Linked DNA regions of Homo sapiens: all the other regions are linked to region 3. Evidence: chromatin contacts called from ENCODE Hi-C or POLR2A ChIA-PET data. All regions are on one chromosome and are shown on one strand. The core of a region is the stretch at or near the end of the contact, and the rest is flanking DNA. Distances in the headings are between cores, read along the strand shown.

Region 1 (5,758 bases), core at 1,603-4,102, 410 kb before region 3:
AGATTTAAAATTTTCTAGTAACCTCATTTTTAAACAACGTTAAAAGAAACAGGTAATCAAATGTTCATAGCTACTTTATTTGCAGTAGACCCAAACTGGAAACAAACCAATGCCCAGCAAGAGGTGAATGTATCAGCAGCAGTGAATCCATATGGGTCTGTGGCAGCTTGATTCTTGCCGCCTCAGGCGAAAGAATTCATCTGAGGGACATAAGGTGTGGTGAGAGACTCTTCAGAGCAAGAGTGAAAGTTTATTAAAAAGTTTTAGCGCAGGAACAAAAGGAAGTAAAGTACACTTGGAAGAGGGCCAAGCGGGCGACTTGAGTCCAAGTATGCTGTTTAGCCTTTGACTTGGGGTTTTATAATTGGCATGGTTCTGGGATTTGTGTCTCTGCTCCCCTGATTCTTCCCTTGGGGTGGGCTGTCTGTATGCACAGTTGCCTGCCAGCACCTGGAAGGGGCCGTGTGCACAGGTGTTTATTGAAGTTTTGCACATGCTCACTTGAGGTATTCTTCCCTTATCAGTTGAGTGTTCCTGGAGGAAGGTTATAGACCAGTGAAACTTTGCCCTGTTGCTTCTTAGTGTACATGCTTGAGCCCACTCACCCAACTTCTGAGATCTTATCAGGAAGCGGCTGATCACCAGCTTTAGGTGTTTTCTATCTATTGGGAGACTGCCTTTAAGCTCTGGCACTGGCTGTGACCAATTATTATTTTAGAGAGACAGTTTAACAACCACCTGCTGGTCACCTAACATGCCTGGAGGTGGGGGCCCTCTCCTGCCTTGCTCATATCTGCCTAGCTAACTGCTCTAACAAGTGGATAAACAAACTATGATATATAATAGAATACTACTCAGCAATAAGAAGGAATGAACTACTGATACATGCAACAACATGAATGAACCTCACAATAATTAAACTAAGTTAAAGCAGTAAAAAATATATATTACTGTATAATTTTATTCACATAAAATTCTAGCAAATGCAAACTCCATATGCAGATCAGTAATTAGGGATGGGGGATTGGCAGGAAGGACTACAGCAGGGCATGAGAAAACTTTTTGGGGTTGACGGAGATGTTCATTATCTTAATTGTGATGATGGCTTCATGGTATTGTATATACACATGTCAAAACTTACCAAGTTGTGCAGTTTATTGTGTGCCAATTATACTTCAGTAAAGTGTAAAAAAAGAAGCAGAATGATTTAAATGTTTTAACACCATATATTGAAAATGTTATCTTTTAAACGTATAATTGAGGCTGGGCATGGTGGCTCACGCCTGTAATCCCAGCACTTTGGGAGGCTGAGGTGGGCAGATCACTTGAGACCAGGAGTTTGAGACCAGCCTGGCCAACATGGTGAAATCCCATCTCTACTAAAAATACAGAAATTGGCCAGGAATGGTGGTGTGCACGTGTAATCGAGCTACTCAGGAGGCTGAGGCCTGAGAATTGCTTGAGCCTGGGAGGCGGAGGTTGCCGTGAGTCAAGATTGAGCCACTGCACTCCAGCCTGGGTGACAGAGCAAGACTCCATCTCAAAAAAAAAAAAAAAAACCAAAAAAACAAACATATAATCAATATAAAAATTACTAGTGAGATTTTAAAACTATTATTTTTGTGCCATCTTTGAAATCTTATGTGCATTAAAAACATTTTTTTAATAGAAATGGAGTCTCACTATGTTGCCCAGGTTGATCTTGAACTCTAGGCCTCAAGTGATCCTTCCCCCTTGGCCTCCCCAAATGGAATTGTAGGTGTGAGCCACCATGCCTGGTGCTATGTGCATTTTACACTTACAGCCCAGCTCACTTCCGACTCACATTTCAAGTGCTCAACAGACACATGTGACAAGTGGCTACTATGTTGGACAGCAGAGATCTAGACCCTCTAGTGAAGCCCCGATCAGAATTGTTTCCTCCTCAGGACTGGGCAAACCCTGAGTAAGTAACTCCTCGCATTTACTTCTGAAGCGGTTTTGAGTTGCCTCAAGAGCCCTTTTCGGTGGGCCCAAAAAGCTTGGGCACTCAGGGGGCTGCAGGTCAGAGGCTGGCTCTGGAGAATTAGATTATAAACCTAGAACTCTGTGTAAGCTCCCACCTCCCGCTTCACCCACCCTTTCTTCTTCCTCATTTAAACTTGAAGAATAATATTCTCTTTGCATATTTGCTTTCTGAGAACAGCTGTTTATGTCAGGAAGCAAACTGCACTTTATTGACTGCATGCAGGAAATTGGTGCTGCTCTGAGCTAAGGTGAATGCCTGCTGGGTGGGCATCAGCCTCTGAGAGATGGAGTGAGTCTGGGGGCTGTCTCTGGACTTTGGACCTGGGGGAGTCTTATTACTGAGTGGCCTTGGACCCCACACAGACCTTCTCCAAGTCTAGGATCTGCTTTCCCATTTCCTCAGCTTCTGTCAAGAGGTCAGGAGGAGTGGGGGGAAGAGGGGAATGCTGATGGTAGTGAGATAGGAGTTCACAAGATACAAATCATAAAGACCCCACAGATAAAACAGGATGCGGTAAAGAGGCAAGTGAAAATCAATCAAAACCCACGTGACCACAAAAGCAATCTCTGGTTGTCCTCTCTGCTCGTTATACACTAATTATAATAAATTAGCATACTAAAGGAAATGCCCACTAGCGACATGACAGTTTACAAAAGCCATGGCAACCGTCTGGAAGTTACCATATATGGTCTGAAAGGGAGAGGAACCCTCAGTTGTGGAAATTCCCCACCCCTTTCCCAGAAAGCTCATGAAAATCCACTCTTTGTTTAGCATGTGATTAAGAAATCACCATCAAAATAGCCAACCAGCAGCCTTTGGGGTTGCTTTGCCTGTGGACTCTCCACCCTTTCATTCCTTTACTTAATAAACTTGCTTTCACTTTGCTCTCTTGGCTCGCTCTTCCTGTTTGGAGCCAAGAACCCACATGACTTCCTGGGCTGAACCCCAATTTTGGGGTTCACCCTGTGACATCTTGACAAGCAGTGGCTTTATCAGCCGTGTGGCTGCTGGGTCTCCTTAGGGGTTATCTGGCAGGGGCTATGTTAAGGACGGTGAGAGCTATTTATGGTTCTGTCACTTAACCAGCTCAGGGTCCCTAACTAAGTTTCCCTTCTTCTCAGGGCCTCAGTTTCTCCCTCCATAGAATGGAGGAATTGGACTAGACACCTCAAGGGTACCTTACAGCCTTGTGAGGAACAGTAGTTCTAACGGAATTGAACTGAACACATACCGGTGTGGGCAGTATCCTGCATAAGGAGGAGGTTACAAGAAATACACATGACACAGTCCTCCCGTATTATTGGGAAGTAGATTTATACCTTTCTGACAATTTTTACAAGTATTTATTGCTTTTGCAAGTAAAAAAAAGGCAGGGAGAGGGAACAAATAAACTGAAAAATAAAAAGTAAACAAGCAAAAGACAACACCGCATTCTCCATGATGTGCTTATTTCACATTGCATGCCTGTATCAACACATCTTATGAACCCCATATATAAATATACTTACTATGTACCCACAAATTTTTTTATTTTTAGTTTTAGTTTTTTGAGACAGAGTCTCAGTCTGCTGCCCAGGTTGTAGTGCTGTGGCGTGATCTCAGCTCACTGGAACCTCTGCTTCCTGGGTTCAAGTGATTCTCCTGCTTCAGCCTCCCAGGTAGCTGGGATTACAGGCACCCACCAGCACACCTGGCTAATTTTTGTATTTTAGTAGAGACACGGTTTCATCATGTTGGTCAGGATGATCTTGAACTCCTGGCTTCAAGTGATCCACCTGCCTCGGCCTCCCAAAGTACAGGATTTACAGGTGTGAGCCACCACACCCGGCCATGTTTTTTAAAAATAATAATAATTAAAAAAAACAACAACAAAACTGGAGAGTGAGAACTAATTCCTAAAATGATCGGTATATTTATTTTTAATTTTCAATTTTTTTTTTTTTTTTGAGAGACGGTCTCACTCTGTGGCCCAGGCTGGAGTGCAGTGGCAAGACCTCGGTTCACTGTAGCCTCCACCTCCCATGCTCAGGTGATTCTCCCTCGTCAGCCTCTCAAGTAGCTAGAATTGCAGGCACATGCACCATCATGCCCGGCTAATTTTTGTATTTTTTGTAGAGACAGGGGTATACCATGTTGCCCAGGCTGGTCTCAAACTCCTGGGCTCAAGCAGCCTGCCTCCCTTGGCCTCCCAAAGTGCTAGGATTATAGGCATGAACCATCACTCTTGCCTTTTAATTTAAAAGGTTTTTTTTTTTTTGAGACAGAGTCTCACTCTGTTGCCCAGGCTGGAGTGCAGTGGCACCATCTTGGCTCACTGCAACCTCTGCCTCTTAAGTTCAAGCAATTCTCCTGCCTCAGACTCCAGAGTACCTGGGATTACAGATGTGTGCCATCACACCCGGCTAATTTTTGTATTTTTAGTAGAGACGGGGTTTCGCCCTGTTGGCCAGGCTGGTCTCAAACTCCTGACCTCAGGTGATTCGCCCGCCTCAGCCTCCCAAAGTGCTGGGATTGCAAGCATGAGCCACTGCGCCTGGCCGAAAAGTTTCAAACACACATAAAAGTGGAGAGCATAGTGTAATGAATCCCCATATTCCCATCACCCAGCTTCAGCAATTAACGTACTGCCATTCTTGTTTCACCGATTTCCTCCAGCTTCTACTTTGTTTTGTTGCCAGTTCTAATGTTTTTAAAGCAAATTTCTGGTGTCACATCATTCCCCCCATAAATACTTGAGCAGATATTTAACACATAAGGACTTCTGATAAAACATGGTATACCATTAGCACAACCAACACAGTTAACAGTAATTGTTAAAATATCATGTAATAAAAAAAGAAATATGTAATAATGTTTTCAGATTTTATTATTTTTTTGAAATGGAGTCTCGCTCTGTTGCCCAGGCTGGAGTGCAATGGTGCCATCTTGGCTCACTGCAACCTCCGCCTCCTGGGTTCAAGCAATTCTCCTGCCTCAGCTTCCCAAGTAGCTGGGATTACAGGTGCACACCACCACGCCCGGCTAATTTTTGTATTTTTAGTAGAGACAGGGTTTCACCTTGTTGGTCAGACTGGTCTCGAACTCCTGACTTCAGGTGATACACCCACCTCGGCTTCCCAAAGTGCTGGGATTACATGTGTGAGCCACCGTGCCCTGCCAATGTTTTCAGTTTTTCTGATATCTTTTACCACTGGTTTGTTCAAACCGGTAAAAGAATGTTTGGGGCTTTAAAAAGTATTAAAAAATACTTTAGGCTGGGTGCAGTAGCTCACGTCTGTAATCCTAGAACTTTGGGAGGCCCAGGAGGAAGGATCACTTGATTCCAGGAGTTAGGACCAGCCTGGGCAACATGGCAAAACCCCATCTCTACTAAAAATACAAAAATTAGCTGGGTATGGTGGTGCATGCCTGTAGTCCCAGCTACTCAGGAGGCTGAGACAGGAGGATCACTTGAGCCCAAGAAGTGGAGGTTGTAGTGAGCTGAGATTGCACCACTGCACTCCAGCCTGGGTGAAAGGGTGAGACCTTATGTCAAAAAAAAAACCCAAAAAACAAACAAAACTTGTTAAAAGGAGGATCACTTGAGCCCAAGAGGTGGAGGTTGTAGTGAGCTGAGATTGTACCACTGCACTCTAGCCTGGGTGAAAGAGTGAGAACTTATGTCAAAAAAAACCCCCCAAAACAAACAAAACTTGTTAAAAGTATCATCATACAATACGTAGTGAATTAAGTGCTTGTTTTTCCTTTGTA
Region 2 (5,743 bases), core at 2,360-4,859, 390 kb before region 3:
TTTATTCTCAGATTTCTAGAAATCTTCTACAGTGTGGTGGGCAAAATCGTGCCTCCTCTCCATAGATGTCCACATCCTAATCCCTGTTACCTATATATATAGATGGGCCCAGTGTAATCACGGAAGTTCTTATAAGAGAATGAGAGAAGCAGGAGAGTCAGTTTCATAGTGATGTAATGTGAGAAAGACTCAACCAGCTATTGCTGGCTTTGAAGATGAAGGAAGGGGACCAGGAGTCAAGGAATGTGGGAGCTTTTAGAAGCCAGAAAAGGCATAGAAACAGATTGTCCTCTAGTGCTTGTAGAAAGGAATACAGACCTTCTGACATCTTGATTTTAGCCTAGTAAGATTCATGTCAGACTTCTGACCTACAGAGCTGATAAGATAATAAATGTGTGTTGTTTTAAGCCACTAATTTGTAGTAACTAGTTATATAAACCACAAAAAGCTAATATGCATAATTTAACCCATATACCAAGAATATGATTTGGAAAATCAAATTGTCTGAAGGGAGAAGTTTTTATATTCTCTCCTAGCTGTGGCTTCTGTATCCCAAGTACATGAAACCTGTCAGCCCACATGCATGTGCTGGTGTGGCATCAATGGTGGTAACAGTTAATAAATACCTCTATCTCGTAAGGCATCTTTAAGCTGATGCACCCTCTAGTGAACCTGGGACTGACAAGGGGAGATGAATGGGGGTGGCTATTCTTCACGCTATTGCCACCCGTGAGCATTTGCACCCAGGGAAGCTTCAGAGGAGGAACGTGCCTTTTTAAAGGCAGTCTGGAGAACAGGTGTACTAACTTTCTGTGGTTCTCTGGAGTTACTTATTTACTTGTTTATTTATTTAGAGACAGAGTCTCACTGTATCACCCAGCCTGGAGTGCAGTGCCGCAATCTTGGCTCACTGCAACCTCCACCTCCTGGGTTCAAGCAATTCTCCTGCCTCAGCCTCCCAAGTAGCTGGGATTACAGGCGTGCGTCACCACGCTCATCTAATTTTTGTATTTTTAGTAGCGACGGGGTTTCACCATGTCAGCCAGGCTGGTCTCGAACTCCTGACCTCAAGTAATCCACCTGCCTCGGCCTCCTAAAGTGATGGGATTACAAGTGTGAGCCACCACGCCCGGCCTGGAGTTAATCAGGAGACATCAAACATGACCTGGACTTTGGAGCCTCCTTGTTCCTTTCCAGCTCCATCCCCTTCATAGAGAAGTGAGTTTCTCCTTTGCTGACTCACATTTCAAACTGCAAAGTGGAGCTGCAGACTAATTCACAAAAGAGAGAGGTGGAACAAACCAACACTTGGTGCAAATGGTGCACCAAGTCCCAGAATGAAAAAGTGACATCATAAAATATTCTAAGTGTGCCTGTCTTATTATAGACTAATGTAAAGACAGACGATTCCAAACTGCTGACTGGAAAAATATAAATCTAGCTATATTTTCCGATAAATTGTATATTTAGCATTTTAAGATGAAAACAAAACTTTCAACAAGTACAAAGAAAATCAAGTTTTGAAAAATTCATGGTTTCCAAAGCAAATTTGTGAGGCCATTTCAGGGAGCAATAGGCTCAGCATAGATGTTTCTTTCACAGCCCAGTTTAGTTGCCTAGGACCCAGGTTCAGAAGCAGTTGATATTCTGTTTTTGGCCAGGAAGGGATGGCCGAGAACATTCCCAAGAGCAGTGAAGGGCCTGTGTTTGGCACCAGACTATTAGACAGGTGGTTCCTTAGCCTTCTGATTCTGGGCTGGTCAGTCAGTCATGGTCTCCAGTCACTTTGGACTGGGGGTCACCTCTCCCTCACCTTCTACAGGAGTAATAGGTGCTTCTAGCAACTCTTGGGTAGGGTAGAGTTGGGATGATGTGGGTTGTGAAACCAGGCTGATAGAGCCAATTTACTTACACTGGACTGCATGGACCCTACAGGTCCGGAGTGAGAGGTCACTTGCTGGACGGAAATCCATAATATTGTTCAATTGAAACAAGGGCTACTGCAGCAACTTCTCCCCCAGAGCAACTACCACCACCACCCTTGTCTCTTTTACCCACTTCAGAGAGACAGACAGAAGCTTTCCAAAAGAGGACAGAGTAGCCAGGGATGCTAAATGAGTGGGAGGTAGTCATAGTCTCACCTGAGATCCTCCTCTGTTGTTTGTGAGTATTGATAAGGCTTGAATTCAGTTCCACATTGACCTGAACATGCCCCAGTCTGTAGAAACCACAGTTCTGAAGTCCTGAGGGATCCTCTTCTACAGGTAAGCAAGGCTTCCACACATAAAGAAGAGAATACACCTTTTCCCACCCCAGGAAGCCTTGGACTGCACTGCTTACCCTCCTCGCAGAAGAAAGGAGAGGGCTTCTTTTGGTGGTGGCCTTTTTATTTTTCTAGCAACAGCACAGGACATAGCCTTTCTCTTAATGTCAGGTCACGGTCTTCCTCCTTCTCACACCAGTGCTGGTGGTTTTTGGGGCCCTGGAATCACAGTGTGGCCAGGGCCTTCTATCTATGGACCATCCACTGAGCTCCCAGTTGCTCACGTTGATCTTGCCACAATTTTTCTTTCTACAGTTTGTTGTCATGTGTCTAGAGAGCAATTTTTCCATCTTTGTAAATGTCAGACTGTTGCTGCTTCCTCTTTTTGTTTTTAGCTATTTGGTTGCTCCAGAAACTCCAGCTGGGGGTTGGCAGAAGAAATAAAACAAGGAAGCCAGAGCCATGAGCAGCTCTGAATAAATAGCGGCTGAAGTGGCAAGGACAATGAAAATAACAGATAATCCCCAACTCTCTTTTGATGATACAATTGGAGTTCTCCTCTGGTAGATAATTCATCAGAGCTGTTCATGGCTATGCTCGAGCCGCAAGGCGGGGCTGGGAGCCAGCGGCAGCGTGGATGCTGGGAGCTTCAGGGTCAGGTTCCAGCAGGGCCTCTGAGGACTGCTGCAGACACAGCTGAGGCAGCCCGGCTCCAGGCTCGCTGGAGGGGCTGTGTCTGGGGAGATGCTTCTCTATAAAAAGCTTAGAGGTCAGTGTGGAGCTTCCTATTCTTTCCTCTGGCCGTGCTTAGATTTAGAACAATACTAGTGTGGAAAGTGCAGCTGCTCTAAAGCCAGTAGTGTTGACGTGGTTGGGAGCCTAGACCCCTAACCCCACAGTCTGGGCTCAAGCCTTGCTTAATCACCACTTGACTTTGGCTCTGTGACCTCTGGTTTCCTCACCTGTAAAATGAGGATTTTACGGGGTTGCTGTCCGGGGGTAGATGAGGCAACATATGCCAAGTGCTTAGCAAATGATAAGTGTTCAGTCAGTGGTACCTTTCTTCTTAGTATTATTTGTCATTGTCACCACCATCATCTCAGCCCAGTGCAGGTGAGCTGGGAAGGTAGGCCTCATATAGTCCTGAACACGCTCCCCCACAGGGGGCCTCTCAGAGCCTCTGAGCTCCTCACAAAGCCAAGGCACGCTCTTTCTGGAGTTTGGTAGCATTTAATAGGAAGGTATTGCCTAGGTGGTTGCTTCCTCTTGAGTGTCGCCATTGGAGCAGGATCCCCAGAGACTCATTGCAATTAACTGCTTCTGGTGGTTGAAGCAGTTTTGAGAGCAGTGCGTGCCCACAGAGGCGGATTTCAACACGCTGAGTCATACTGCAGGGTCTGCCGGCAGAGCTGGTCACAAGGCAGGAGGCAGGCAGCATTCGGGAAGATGGATAGACATGGGGTGAGGTAGATTTTTTAAGGACATTTCAGTGAATATCTGTTCAATGTGTCTGGATAAAGGAAGGGTGGACATTAACGTTTTTTCAACACTTACTCTGTACATGGCCCCTACAGTTGGGCTTCGATTTCGTTGAATTTCCTCCAAACTAGCCAGTGGAGACCCCTCCTCCTAAACAGCCCCAAACACCCTCCTGAGTGGGTCCTTAGGAGAGGTCTGTGACTCCCAGCAGAGGGTGGGAGGTGCTGTGGAAGGCAAAGCCACTTTCGTGGGCCTGGATTGGGGAACAATCCTCCCTCTGCTCCCACAAACACTAGCTAGGTGGATTTATGCGAACAGGAGTGAGGAACATTTATTTCTGTCTGAGGTTGAGTAAGGTGTCACAAAAGGCAGTGACTTTATTTATTATCTCACTATGGGATGAGAATCTGCTTTCCACAGTTGCTATGGATATTTCGTTGTTTCTGTTGATACCACCATCTATTTGGGCCTAAGATTTGAGGGTGCCTCTGAAAAAGGTTTCTTTGTTATCTCTGTGCTTGCTCTGTTTTTAAAATCTCGGAAGAGTGAGGTTAAAGTGAATTTTTTTTTTTCATGCAAGTATTCCAGTGATCCCTCAAGAATTATTGGAAAATAAAAAGCAACTTTGCAGCTAGCAAATTTCCCAAGGTTAGCAAGCAAGCAAGTAAAAATAAAGACAATTTGTTTTTATTTTGTTTTTATTCTTTTCTTTTTTTCAGACCTTATCCCCCATGCGGAGATACATTATTATTATTATTATTGTTATTTTGAGACACAGTCTTACTCAGTTGCCCCGGCTGGAGTACCGTGGTACGATCTCGGCTCACTGCAACCTCCACCTCCTGGGTTCAAGCAATTCTCCTGCCTCAGCTTCCCAAGTAGCTGGGATTACAGGCATGTGCCACCACGCCCAGCTAATTTTTGTATTTTTAGTAGAGACAGGGTTTTGCCATGTTGACCAGGCTGGTCTTGAACTCCCGATCTCAGGCGACCTGCCTGCCTTGGCCTCCCAAAGTGCTGGGATTATAGGCATGAGCTACCGTGCCTGGCCTGGCGTAGATATATTTTTAATCTGTATTTTTCCTGATTTGAGGTTGGCTTTCTATTTTATTTCTGGAGTAAACACCCTTGACATTTATTTAAAGAATGAGACAGTTTTTTTTAAAGGATCCAAATGGACGTATATGCGCCCTCAGATAGATTGACATTGGTCTGCATTATTGATAAGTAACCAGGAAATGCTGTTTGGGAACATTTGTTTTCTTCATCAGCAAGAATTTTTTGAGCCTTTATTGGCTGTGATATGTCATAGGGTATTCCTGATTGTTCTGTTTGTTTTGATATTATTGTAACCTTGGGCAAATATCTACCATTCTAAGGAAATGGAAGGTGAGAAGGGGTACTCAGGGGCCATTTGGGCTATGCCTCTGCTTCTTTTACAGCTGCTTTCTATTGATGAGAGGCACGAGATTCCAGAATTTTTTTTTTTTTTTTTTTTTGAGACAGGGTCTCCCTCTGTCACCTAGGCTGGAATGCAGTGGCAGAAACTCGGCTCACTGCAACCTCTGCCTCCCAGGCTCAAGCAATCCTCCCACCTCAGCCTCACACGTAGCTGGGACTACAGACATAGGCCACCATACCTGGCTAATTTTTGTATTTTTTGGGTAGAGATGGGGTTTCACCATGTTGCCCAGGCTGGTCTCGAACTCCTGGGCTCAAGCTATCCACCAGTCTCGACTTCCCACAATGCTGGGATTATAGGTGTGAACCACCACGCCCAGCCCTGAGATTCCAGAATTTCTTTTGTTCCTTTCACTATTTATCATCCTTCCCTTATTTTTCTTACCACTTCTGAATATAAATTCAATGTCCACTCTTTTTTGGAAGAGAGAAACAGTTTTCTCCCCAGGGAATAAATAATATCCCTCTACAAGGCTAAGATTGTTTTAGGGTGCTCCCTCAGACTCCTCTTTTCTTGGCTGAGTGATTCCCTTTTTCAAA
Region 3 (6,325 bases), core at 1,153-3,652:
ATGTGTCTGGTCCAAAGATGAGAGGATAGGGCCAAGAATCACAATATAACCCCTTTCCATTTAATCGGGAGGGCCCCTAAAACGGCCATTCATCCAAATGAGCTCTCCTGTCAGTCAGTCTTGGGCCATCCGCTAGCAGATGTTGGTCATTGTGTGGGCTGGCTGGTAGGATTTTGTGATCCAGCAGCTGCCAGCCTTTAATAACCTCAATGATGCTGTGGAAGCATCCATTTAGTGTATAAATATGCTTTGGGCATTAAAACACTGCCAAGTGAAATATTAGAGAACAAACTCCCCACCCACTGCAGAAATTTCCCAGGTCCAAAGCATCTGAGATGAAGATTCCAAATTACCAGTAGTAAAATTTCTTTTAGATCTTTTTTAATCCTCTTGCTTACTGAGAAACCCACTGAGGAGCCTCCCAAAGATGATGCCCACACTTCAGGTTATTGGTCCTACCGTGCACCTGGTTAGGGAAGGAAGAAGTGTTTCATAGTTACCCAGGCTCCTTCCACTTGTAGCAGGAAAGAACAGCAAGAAAGCATCAGAACACTCAACTCCTTGGAGATTTAAAAGCCAGAATTCCGGAGGGATACAGCGAAAAGACATCTCTCCCTCCTCACCTACACTCCCCACACTGTTTCTGCCCTGGCCCTAGAATCAGCAGCCCTTCAGTAATTCCATGCGGCTCCAGAGAGAATCCTCTATTCCACGGGGCTCCCGGATCCGACCCCAGGTCAACCGCTTCCCACCTTCCCAGCCTCCACACGCAACCCCTCCCCGCCGCCCCTGGCCACCCCCTTACCTGATAATGTCGTCGTTGTGTCCCAGGAAGAATTTTTGGCTGTGCTCGCGGGTGTTGTAAACCACCCCGACCCCAGCCACAAAGTAGACCACCTCCTTGCCTGCCGTGTAGTACAGGTTGTTGCGGCACTGGTGACCCCGGTACCCGTACACCCACTCCAGCCGGAGCTGGCAGCGGGGCGCCGTCCGATCCGCCATGATAAGCCGACCCCGCGCGCCCCCCGCCCCCCCGCGCGCCGGGGCCGTCCTCGCCGAGGCTGGGGCTGCGGCGGACCTGCAGGGGCTCAGCGCGCGGCGCAGGGCGCTGATTTCCGCGGCGACACACAGGCACAGCCCAGCGGGCCGGCCGCCACCATCATCCGCTGCAGCCGCCGCAGACAAGCCGCCGCCGCCGGTGTGCGGCCGCCAGACCCCGCCGGGCGCCGGGCTCCCTCTACCCGGGCAAGGCGGCTCTGGGGGCGCCGGCACCGGCGCGCGCGCCTCACTGCACCTGCGGGCTCCGGCCCCCGGGAGAGGCTCTCGGGGGGGCCACCCCGCCTTTTACATCAGGAATCTGCATATCCCAACAGCGATCACCCAGTTCGCTCACTGAAGTTTGCGGTGCGCCGGGGCTTCGCGGCAGGCGGCGGGATTTATTCTGCGATAGCCTTGATTTGACAGGCAACCCGGGTGAGCTCTGCCATCGCCGTCTTTGGATCCGAAATTGACAGTCTATATCCAGGAAGCGAGAGCGAGGAAGAAAGAAACAGATTTTTCGCATAAGTCACCCAATCCAAGAAAATTATCCCCAAACTAAACCAAGTTGGGTATTTTTAAAAATTGTCCCCTACTCCCGCTTTCTCTCTCCAGTTCCATCTCCTTAATGATATGAAATATGCGTAAATGCTGCTGCCTGGCAGTTGCTGATGCGATTTGAAGGAACGCTTGCTGTTTCCCTAATAAGCGAGGGCGAATATGCAATGGTCATTTTTTAGATGCTCCAATTAGTTTTCATGTGTGTGTTTAATAATCATATCCTCCGTGAACCTTCTCTTCACCGAGAAAGCCATAAAGAACTTAGCAGCTCTCATTGATCAGCAACTCCAATCCGCATCATGAAAGATTGTCTTACTCGGAAGAAACGAGGCACTAGTGCAGTCGGAGGGAGTGCGCTACCTACAAACGCTCCTGGTCGAGGAGAAATCAAATAACAAGTGGCAAAAATCGTGTACTTCTCCCCAGAAACCTCTGCGCTAAACACCGGGTCCCACGGAATCCCGGGTCCTGCCCTGAGCCCAGCGTGGAGAGGGGTCGCCCGAGGGACCCGGGGGACAGCAACCCCCCACAGACGCACACGTCCCGGGGGTCGGCGCGCTGCGCGAGGGATGCCCGCCCTCAGGACTGTTCGGCCCGCGCGCACTGCCGCCCTGGCGGCGCCCTGCACTCCTCCCACTCTCGAACCAGCCTCGCCCGCGGAGCATCCGCGCGCTCTCTGCCTCTAACCTCTGCTGCCAGCGGACGCCACCGGCGCGTCCCGGATCCCGCGCGGGCGAGCGAGCGAAATCCTCTGCCTGCCCTCCCCTCCCCGCCTCCCGCACCCGGGGATGGACTTCGTCACTGGGGCGCCGCGGGAGACAGGTTCTTCCTCCAGCCGGGGCTCCGGGGGCGGGGCCACAACGCCGCGCTAGTGAACCTCAGCTGCCGGTTACTAGGCGAGATCTCGCCGCTTGGAAACAGCGACGCCCCGGAGGACTGGGGCCGCCCCCTCCCTCTGCCTGTCCCTGTGGCCTCTTCCCCCGACGCATCCTGGGAAGTGTAGTCCTCTCTGCGCCGGTTAGGGCGGACAGCGCGCGGAAGGGACCACAAGTCCCAGGATTCCGCGCGCCCAGAGGGAGTCGCAGCGAGACCTGTACCGGCGTCAGCGGAGCCTGCGGCTCTCGGGGTGAGGAGATCCCGGCTCACCAAGGACGATTGCCTGCCCACGCGGGCGTTCCCTTGTGACTGAGGCGGGAGCTGGCGTGCGTGGGTCTCTGTAGAGAAAAGCGGTGGAGTTGGAATGGAGACGGTCTCCCAGCCCACCACTGGAATTTCTCCTTCATCGGTCTCTGAGTGTTGCTGTAACCGACATCCTCACCATGCTGTAACTGACTCAAGCTTAAGTTTGTTTCCTACTTAAGTTTTCCTTTTCATTCACATGGATTTTAATTTGTTAAAGTGCAGTTCTGCCAAGTTTAAGAAAAATGCTGGGAATGTGAGCTCACTTCTGCCCTAAGAACCAGCGTCTTCCCATGACCTGCGTCCTAAATTAGAGGACTTGGGTATTTACAGATAACCGGAGGTTGGAAGCAGGAAGGTGCTCACGCCATGAACAGCTAACCTTGGCCTTCAAACGCAGAAGCTGGTGGCATTTCTCCTAAAACTGCCCGAGATGAACTATGAATCCACTGTGTTCTCAAGTAGCCTATTTCCAATTTAGGGCCATAGCTAGTCTTTGGAAAGAGATTTCAAAATCCCAGTGACTAAGAGGCTGCAAAAGGATGATGGATTGGACGTTTGGAACGTCCTTTCCCTCCCATGCTTTCAGTGTAATCGCTTACTCAGTTCATCTCCCTCAAGTTTTAAGACAACCCTCCGACCTGGTAGGAAAGCTCGAAAGAACTGGAAGTGCCAGAGTTTGGATGATTTGTTGCTGCCCGCAGTAATGAGGATTTGAATTGGTCTCATCTTTGTTTTTAAGGAAACAGAATCAACAAATAAGTGAGATGGCACTGTGCTAGGCAACAAGAACACTGCCAAAAACAAAAACACGGCCTGAGAAAGGTTTGAGATAGAAGCAAAAATATAGTTGATCAATGATGTCGTGCCATAAAACAGTGCCAAATGAATTATATAAAGACAGTAAGTTTTTGTTGTTCTTTTTGTTTTGTTTTGTTTTGAGACAAAACAGGCCGTTGCCCAGGCTAGAATATCGTGATCTTGGCTCACTGCAACCTCCGCCTCCTGGGTTCAAACGATTATCCTGCCTCAGCCTCCTGTGTAGCTGGGATTACAGATACGCACCACCACGCCCAGCTAATTTTTGTATTTTTAGTAGAGACAGGGTTTCGCCCTGTTGGCCAGGCTGGTCTCCAACTCCCGACCTCAGGTGTTCTGCCCGCCTCGGCTTCCCAAATTGCTGGGATTACAGGCATGAGCCACTGTGCCTGGCCAGTAAGTTCTATATAAGAATTCAGAAGAGGAAGAGTTTTTCCAGATAAAATACATCAGGAAAAGTTTCATGGAGGAACTAGGAAATATAGATAGAATTGAGATAAGTAAAGATAAATTGAAAGAGCGTTCTACATGCGTTTAGGGAATAAACAAAAGTGTAGATGCAGAAAAGTGGATTTAGAGAACACTAAAGAGAATACCCAGTTTGGTGCAAGGGAGAATTCATATAAGATCAAGAGGACACATGAAAGGTTAGATTGTAGATGGAGCTCAGCATAGGGGTTTGCGCTGTATCCTTAAAATAATGGAGTCATTGATTTTTTGAATAAAAATAAGGGAATAGCAATGAAAGCAGTAATCAAAGCATGAGGTATTAGAAGTCTGGGGTAGTGCTTGAGGCTGCGTTAGAGATAGTGGCAGTGGTCTAGAAAGGAAGAGACACTTTCCAGAGAAAATGTACAAATGTATTGAAAAGAAGTCTCTTAAATAGAAATGGATGGAACATATTCATTTCCTAAATTATCTTTAGTATAACTAATGACCCCCATGCTGTACCAGACTGTTAAATGAGTTGGAGGAGTAAGTCTGAGTCAGCCACTTACAATTGTAACCTTAGGCAAATCACTAAATCCTCTGATCTTTACTCTCCTCATTTAATAAAGTATAGCAGTACTCACCCCACAGGATAATTGTAAGAATGAAACAAAGTAATACATACGTGAAAAGTTAATTTGTAAAGCATTAGATAAATGTTAATTATTACTATATGGCAGTAGATAGTAACCTCTACTTGAAAGTGTCAAATAAGACTGGTAGTGTCCTTTGGAAATAAGCAGTATTAAAAAGCATGAGTAAAACTCATAATATAATAACATTATGTTGTTGTAATGAATAGCAGTTACTATGTTCCAGGCACTATAAATGGTGCTTTACGTGTATCAGATAATTTGATCTTCACCCCAGTAATAATCCTATGAAGTAGTTACTGTTATTTCCTCATTTTACAGATGAAGAAATGAAGGTAAGGAAAGTTTAAGTAACTTGCCCAGGAATGCACAAAATAGTGACAAAGCCTGGATTTGAACTCAGGCAGTCTGACTCCAGACGCTGCTCTTAAATGCTAAGAATGATGAAAGAAATTGTTTAGATGGTAGAGTAAGTTCACCTGTAAATGAAACCCAAAATAGCCATGATTTAAACTTGATAGAATTTTATTTCTCACAAAAACCTGGAGGTAGTACAGGCCTAGAATGATGGCTCTGCTTAAAGGAATCCTTGAGTACTCAGGCTACTGGCAGCATGCCAGCATTCTGCTCTGCTGTCCCTAGACCTCATGGTCCAAGATGTAGTACTAGCCATCAAACGTACATTTCAAGTACATTTCAAAGAAGAGAAGGGTCATGGGGCACATCCTGGCTGCCTTTAAAAGGAAGATGCTCAAAAGCTACCCTAGGCCAGGCACAGTGCCTCACACCTGTAATCCCAACACTTTGGGAGGCCAAGGCGGGAGGACTGCTTGAGCCCAGGAGTACTAGACCAGGCTGGGCTTTGGTGACACTCCTTCTCTACAAAAACTACAAAAATAGCTGGGTGTAGTGGCACAGGCCTGTAGTCCCAGCTACTCAGGAGGCTGAGGTGGAAGGAATTGCTTAAGCCCAGGAGATTGAGGCTGCAGTGAGCTGTTACCACGCCATTAGACTATAGCCTGGGCAACAGAGTGAGATCTCAAAATAAAAAAGAAAAAGCTACCCCAAGTCTTTTCTGTTTATATGCTATTGGTCTGAACTTAGTTATGTAGGCATACCTAGCTGCAAGGAGATTTAGGAACTAGTTTTTATTCTGGGCAACCATGTACCTAACTAAAAATAGAGGATTCTTAAACTGTGGGAAAAAAATAAATGGCACTTTACATCCCTTATCTCTCTAAATCCTTACAACAACCCTATGAGTAGATAACTTCATTTTAATGTGAGGAAACTGAGACCCAGAAAATAAGTAATTTAACCAAGATTATTCAATAAGTGGCAGAACCAGAATCAAATTTAGGTCTGTCCAACTACAGAACCAGTGTTATTAACCACTACTCCCATACCTCCCAACCCAAGACATAGATCCATTTATTATTAAACGATGAGAAAGTAATACTTGAGTAAAGCAAAGTCTCAGAATTTACTTCCTGAAGTTTCCTAAATAATAAGAGGGAAAAAGATTCAACAAACAGTAGTAAGGACAGAAGATAAGTTGAAAAACTCATGAAAATTCTCACAAAAAATGCTCCAATTTGGAAAAGTAAAATGTAAGTATACATTTTTAGAGGCTGAGGTGAAGAAGG
Region 4 (6,568 bases), core at 2,246-4,745, 270 kb after region 3:
AAAAACCCATGAGATGCTTTACTCACTTCCACAGACCTACAAAGTTCACTCTTCTAACAGGGGTAGTTAGCCCCTTCCTTCTGGAAGAATGGTTTGCATTTCCAATAATGTAGTGAAAGAAACTACGGCTGCCATTAAATAAAGCCCAATTATAATGAAGATACTAGTTACGATGCAACATAATTAAAGGAGCATCATGTCATTGCACGTAAAAAAAATTAGGCTTTAAAATGTTCTATAAGAATATGCTATTAAAAAGAAAAGCTTAAAATTATTTCGACAAAATCCACACTGAATGATTTCCACTAATCATGTCTATGTTAGCAGTAGTAAAATCCTTCCACGTCAAAATAGTACTTCCACATGTAAAGTCATACATTCAAACATCAAGACAAAGCAACCACTCTACAAACCCTTCCAGGAAACTCTGCCAATGCCAAGCCTCTGCTCAGGATGTGTCACAAGTAGAGGGAGGTCTTCTCATTTGCTCTGCAACATCACAGATAGTTGTTACTAGTCTTGCCCAAGAGAAGTTCTTCACAGAAAACCTCAACTGTGGGAGACGACCTAGTGACAGCAGTTCCTTCACTGCCCAATACTTCTCCTCTCAGATGAAGGTTTTGGTCACTCCAGTAATGACAGAGTTACAAAGAGCTTAACCCAACAGAATTCTGCACCTGCTGTGTAAGTCAGAACAGCTAAACCTCCTGTGACATCAACACAGGATATTTCTTACAACAAAGTAAATCCAAAACGTTTGGATGATCCATGGGAACAACATTCATAAAAATCTGTACGCAACACGATTTTACACAACCAGCACAAAAAGTCTCATATTTTAATGGCTATTAGAGAAACTCAAAATAACGCACATACACCACACAATGTACATGCAGTTCTATTCTGCAGAGCCACATGAAATCAAAAGCAACTAACTTGGATTCATTAGAAATATTTAAAAATACAAGCAGGCACGCCCTTGGCTTGTAAACACTGACCTTCCCTTCCAACTAGCATATTGAAATTTCCTTTTTCACCTAAACATTTTAGGAAAGCCTGGGTTGACATTTGAAATATATCCCATTTGCCATCCCACACTGAATAATGAATTATAGAGATGGCATTTAGAAGGGAAATTCCCTGTGTCCTGGCCGAGACTAAACATGAGAACACTGGGAACCATCTCCTTCTGACTAGATGCCAGTCAAGAGGCCTTGGTGGTCTGCCCTTCTCCACCCTCTCCCCAGTCACAGCTGTGAAAAATATGTATACAAAAAATACATATAAACAAACACAAACGCAGTGTTACTGTCATAATCCCATTAATTACGCCCGGACACTTAACTTGGCTACCTCAATCAATAGAAATCTGAATACCAATTTAGCCCCCATCATGACACTCATACACCTAATAATCCTTAATAAAGCATCCAAATAATGCAACTGTACTTGACTTAGAAAAAGCAAACGATGAAAACAAAATACAAGCTAAAGGAATCATTTACTATCCATTAAAAAACATATAAATTCCTTTTAAAACAACCTACTGAATTTTAATATACTTATAAATGTCTTAGTGACATAAAACCCAAAATGCATTAATCATTTCATTTAAAAATGGTTTCCTACAGAAAAAATGCATACTTGGTATTAACCAAAGACAGACGAGGTACTGTAATGTCACAGTTGTGAAGGTCCAATTAATAAACACCAACTTTTCACGTAGAAAAAATTAATGCATAGCTGGGTTGTGGTTACAGATTATGGACGATCCACAGAAAAACGCTGCGACTCCCCACACTGCAACATTGCCTCCGCACACCACTGGGCCCAGTCCTTCCTGCAGCCCCTCCCTATGGCTCAGGTCCCCTGGTCGCAGATCAGATTCCGATCCGCAACCACAGGCCGGCTCCCCTCTGCCTGCACTGGTGATGCAGGGCGCCCCTCCGGCAGAGCGCAGCCCAAGAAGAGGTGCAGGAGGGATCATCCCAAAAGAAAAGACTCTCCCCTGCTCACACCTAGCTGACCTGGTCCTCCTGACGCCACATCCAGCAGAAGCTGCAGGACAAGGTAGCAGCAGCTCCAGGCCTCGGCCAAGGGCAGCCCCGGGCCTGGGTGGGGCCGGGCGGGGGCCGCAGGCGCCGAGCGGCCGTGCCAAGCCCCGCCAGCGAGAACCAAGGAAGCTGCGATACTGCTGCATTGTGCTGCATCACGGCGAGGGCACCGTGAGCCATCCATCTTGCCAAAAAAGCACATCCCCGCCCAAATAAACCCCACCGAATTCAATTTTCTGCTCCGCCGAAGCACCCCCACACGCACCCTGTCCTCACTTACTATCTGGCCTGGCTTTCGATTGGAAAAATAATGGACAGAGGTTTGCGTTCTGATCCCCACCCCCTCCTCATCTGATGGCAGCAGTTGGCACCTTTCCTATCACAAAAACAAAGAGAAGGCGCCCCCTAAAAGAGGGCCGTGGGCGTGGTGTGGGGGGTGATGACGAGCCAGCCCACCTACCCAAAGCAGGCCCGGAGGGTCCCTGCGCTGAGACAAACCTGTTGAAGAGAGGGTGGCAGGAGCTGAAGGGCGGGCGCAGCGGCGGCTCGGCGCCCGGAGGCGGCTCACGCCCAGCCCTGGGAGAGTGGGGACGGCAGAAAGGGCGGGGGGGGGGCGGGCGCACGAGGGTAGCAAGCGCAGGGATGGGGCGGAGGTGGGGGCGCGGGGCCGCCGCCTCCGGCTCAGCTGCAGCGCGGCGCAGCCGGGACCACGCCTGGCCGCATCCCCTGCACCGCTACGCGCAGAGCCCGGCCCTGTCACCGCCGCCCCCGCTCCCCACCCGCGGGGCCACAGAGAGGGCACCTGAAAATAGACCCTCCGGCTGTCCGCTGTCCGCTCCGCACCCACCTCCGCGCCAGGGGCCTCCGCGTCAGGGGCCGCCGCGCCCGGCTGCAGGGAGGCGCCGGCGGAGGCAGGGAGGAGGAATCGCCGCGCCGCGCCGGGGCTGGGGCCGGACGGCAGCGGTGCGCACGGCGGGTCTGCTGCCGCCTCACCGCAGAGCCTGCCGCCCCTCGTCCCGCATCATCCGAGTACCAATGAGCACCCGCGACCCGGGCTCCCCGCGCCGCCCCCGCCCGGGCTTTGCAGCCTCCCTGCCCCCACGCGGCTCCCCGGGCGCAGGGCAGGCGGGCAGCGGCGTCCTCCGGCCCTGGGCCCGCGCCCCTCCTCCCGCCCGTCCGCCGCCGCGGAGCCCACCCGGGAGGCAGCCCCAGTGAGTTGGCATCTCCCTGCCTCGGGCCCCCTACCTACCTCCCGGGGATGGGGTGGGGGCGCCGGGGTCCCGTCCTCCTCCCGCTCCTCGGCGGCCGGGCGGGTGGGCCGGGAGGCGACTCCGCGGGTCTGTCCGCGGCTGGGGCCGGGGCTCACAGGACGGGACCAGTGGGCGCTGCTGCGCAGGGCTGCGCGCTCGCTCCGGGAGGAGAGGCGGCCGAGGGAGGGACTGGAGGAATCCGCAGCCTGCACGGCAACAGCGGCACTGATTCCGGGGGCTGGGCGGGAGCGCGGGGGGCGGGGGGAGGAGGAGAGGAGGGCGCTCGCAGGGAGGGGGCGAGGGGCGGGGAGAGGAGCGCGCGGGGCGGGCGCGCGCGCACACACACACAAGCGCACTCCCGGGATCCCTCCCGCACGCCCTCCGCCCTCCGCACTCCTCCCTCCCCACTCCCGCCCGCTCCCTCTGCTTCGCCCGCCCTCTCCTCCTGCCCGGAGCCCCGCAGCCGCCCAGGGAGCCGAGCCTCGGGCGCGTCCACGTCCTCTCCAGCTGAGGCTCTTCCCGGGTCCAGCCCGGACCTCATCCTCCCAGCGGCGGGGACCGACCAGGCTGGCCGGGGCGGGGTGGGCACTGCTGCTGCCGCTACCCGAGCAGGACAATAGGGGCTTTGTCTCCACAGCCGGAGAGGGCCAATTTCACGTTTAATTTGAGGCTAATTCGATTATCGCCATGGAAAGAGGCGGTCTAATTTTCTACGTGATTTGTGCAGCCTCTTTTCGCCCTTGATGTTGCGTTCGGAATGCTGGGGAGAGAGGGTATTTAGGGAGGTTTTGGAGCGTCACTTGCTTGGTTGGTTTGAGATGCAGTTGGTGATGCCTTATAGGTTCTACCCAACTTGGAGAAGGGCGACGGCGACCTCTTCGTGGGAAACCTTGGGCGCTGGAGGATGGGTGGTGGGGGTCGTTCCTTGTGAGGTTAATGTATTCTTTTGCAAATGCTTTTTCGCCCACCCTTTCGCTTTGGGTAGCTGGGAGCAGACCCTACAAGTGGTTCATCCAACTCCTGCCTCTCAGTGCAGGCTCCGCTCGAACCTGAGGCCAGGTGCCCTGCCCCAGTCACTCCCGAGAGAGGGGTCGTCCGGCCGCGGTGGAGGGCCCCGTGATGGCGTGGGGACTTGCGTTTTCCCCTATGCGCATTCCCTGAAACGGAAACTGGACGTTTCCTCAAATTTTTGTCATGTGCCACTGCCCCTTCCCAGTCACCTGGTCTACCCCGTCAGCCCCTCAGGCTGTGTAGAAATTCCAGAACCGTCACTGTTGTGAAGAAAAGATGGTGGAATCACCAGGACCACGAATGGAAACGCTCTTTAGAAAAGCAGTTTGAAGAAACTGACTTTCTCCTTGTTCTGTAAAGTGCACAGGGCGGCACTGCGGGCATTCAGAGGGAGGAGGGCCCTTCCTGTTTGAAAAAGCCCCAGGGCTTTTTCCCCATACAGACCTGATCACCTGGATTAAAATAAAACAAAAATACACGGCAGCCAAGTAGTTTGTATCATGCTTATATCTCAGATCACTAGAACCTGGCCTGATGGGTTTATATGTTTGTATGTATTTTTAAATGAATATTTTAAAATAAAACTCAGTGAAATCGTCACAGCAAACTGAAGATGATTCTTCCTTTTAGGCCTTCATAGGTTTGAATGTTTGAACCTATGTTTACTTTTGATAGGAAAAAAATTGAGGAAAGCAAATAACATTTTTTCTCAGAAGGTGAATCAACACAACCAGACCGTAAACTCTCTTAAAGGTAGGGTTATTTCTTTCTTCACTCTGTACATATAGCAGGCACTTAGGTACTAAAACAAATTTGTTGAATTGAACACAATCAACTTGTAAGCTGCTGCCCTCATTAGGTAATAAGGGAAATCCACTAGAAAGCAAAGTTGTTTGCCTTTCACTTACTTATTTTTTTACCATGGACCCCAGCACCTCCCCACTCACAATGTTAATGAAATACCAAAGAAAACAGTAACAATATTGGGAAGTGCATCCATTTAAATTAATTCTTCCAGTGTTATTCTGAAATGGTTATTCCTTTATCACAGACAACGGTATTTAAATAAATTTTCATTTGATGAATGATTCACCTCCCTTACCCCATTCCACTCCCACTTACGTTGTTTTTTAATTAAAAAAAAAAAAAAGGCCACACACACCTTAGCAAGGTACTCTAGTAAAGCCCCAGTAATTATTCCAAAAATGTGAAAGACAAGGATTCAGAGTTCTACTGTAAATACCTGCATCACAATTTTGAATTCTTACCCTTAGGTGCAAAAAATCACCCTAGAGAACTCAGTGTACCAACGACCAAAAAGAAGTAACAATTCAAAGAAAAGATAGTACAACTGGAAAGATTATTGGAGAAGACATTTTTATGGAAGGCAAAATCTAAAAAAGATAAAAAGTCTTAGGCAGTGATAACAGCTCAGAAGGATTATTCCCATGTATCTCAGAAGCGGCTTAGTTTCTTCTCATATTAGAATCAGGGTTGATATAAAGGAACCTAGAAGTCTTCAATATCATGTTTGTAACATACTACTCTCCACTTTTAAAACCATGTGATTGCATATGGCTTTATCTCCCATCAAAATACTTTATTACAAAATTTTTACAGATATAAATTGTCATTTTAACTTTCCATTCAGAATGTAGGGGAAGGCTGGGCACGGTGGCTCATGCCTGTAATCCCAGCACTTTGAGAGGCTGAAGTGGGTGGATCACCTGAGGTCAGGAGTTCAAGACCAGCCTGGCCAACATGGCGAAACCCCGTCTCTACTAAAAATACAAAAATTAGCCGGGCATGGTGAGACACGCCTATAGTCCCAGGTACTCTGGAGGCTGGGGCAGGAGAATCACTTGAACCTGGAAGGCGGAGGTTGCAGTGAGCCGAGATCGCACCACTGCATTCCAGCCTGGGTGACAGAGCGAGACTCTGTCTCAAAAAATAAAATAAAATAAAATAAAATAAAAAGGTATTGATAAACAGTATTGTCTACTACAACCTGTTTTGTTTAGAAAAGAGAATGATACTCTAAGTATTTCCTTGGTTATATTATATTAACCCAATTGAACTCATCTTTTATTGTACTGATAATAGCCCAAAACTTTAAAATCAGAACATATTTTGAAAACTTGCATATATTTTTAAAATTCCTGTTTACTCCTAAACTTGCTTCCTTTTAACTCTGAACTAGTCTGGGAAATTTCCTCATATTTAAAATATATTTCATTTGGGAATTCACATGTA

Evidence for each region. Hi-C counts contacts between places; a loop is a spot of excess contacts on that map. ChIA-PET counts read pairs that join two places held with the same protein, here RNA polymerase II (POLR2A). Pooled maps may share reads with other maps.
Region 1: a loop to region 3 is called in a map of B cell, with 5 times the contacts of the local background. The contact joins the enhancer-like site here to the promoter of EML6 in region 3. A Hi-C loop is called at or near these places in 3 of 168 maps with a recorded cell type or tissue (B cell and naive thymus-derived CD4-positive, alpha-beta T cell), 1 of 37 single-sample maps with no recorded cell type and 11 of 50 pooled maps. POLR2A ChIA-PET finds 5 or more read pairs at or near these places in 1 of 52 experiments (HEK293T).
Region 2: a map of ascending aorta shows a loop between it and region 3 (2.5-fold over the local background). The contact joins the enhancer-like site here to the promoter of EML6 in region 3. A Hi-C loop is called at or near these places in 1 of 168 maps with a recorded cell type or tissue (ascending aorta). POLR2A ChIA-PET finds 5 or more read pairs at or near these places in 2 of 52 experiments (AG04449 and HEK293T).
Region 4: a loop to region 3 is called in a map of ascending aorta, with 10 times the contacts of the local background. The contact joins the promoter of SPTBN1 here to the promoter of EML6 in region 3. A Hi-C loop is called at or near these places in 1 of 168 maps with a recorded cell type or tissue (ascending aorta), 2 of 37 single-sample maps with no recorded cell type and 14 of 50 pooled maps. POLR2A ChIA-PET finds 5 or more read pairs at or near these places in 4 of 52 experiments (A549, HEK293, OCI-LY7 and 1 more).

Annotation. Positions count from the first base shown.
Region 1 is chr2:55,131,010-55,136,767 of GRCh38, reverse strand. It overlaps a transcript of RTN4 not described here. Among named protein-coding and RNA genes, the nearest start is that of RTN4, 83 kb to the right of the region's middle. RefSeq lists enhancers at 2,581-2,875, 2,705-2,894, 2,196-3,108. Within about 2 kb of position 2,852, at least 23 of the 41 ENCODE cell types and tissues checked have a DNase peak (open chromatin) inside an H3K27ac peak, as active enhancers do; they include B cell, where a contact is called at or near this core.
Region 2 is chr2:55,109,809-55,115,551 of GRCh38, reverse strand. It overlaps a transcript of RTN4 not described here. Among named protein-coding and RNA genes, the nearest start is that of RTN4, 62 kb to the right of the region's middle. Within about 2 kb of position 3,609, at least 31 of the 41 ENCODE cell types and tissues checked have a DNase peak (open chromatin) inside an H3K27ac peak, as active enhancers do; they include ascending aorta, where a contact is called at or near this core.
Region 3 is chr2:54,719,739-54,726,063 of GRCh38, reverse strand. EML6 (EMAP like 6) reads right to left here and starts at 2,402. Exons shown (of 42, transcript NM_001039753.4): 1 at 2,287-2,402; 2 at 806-1,515. The coding sequence starts at 1,002. RefSeq lists silencers at 1,199-1,348, 2,020-2,509 and an enhancer at 2,650-2,869.
Region 4 is chr2:54,453,254-54,459,821 of GRCh38, reverse strand. SPTBN1 (spectrin beta, non-erythrocytic 1) reads right to left here and starts at 3,495. Exons shown (of 36, transcript NM_003128.3): 1 at 3,304-3,495.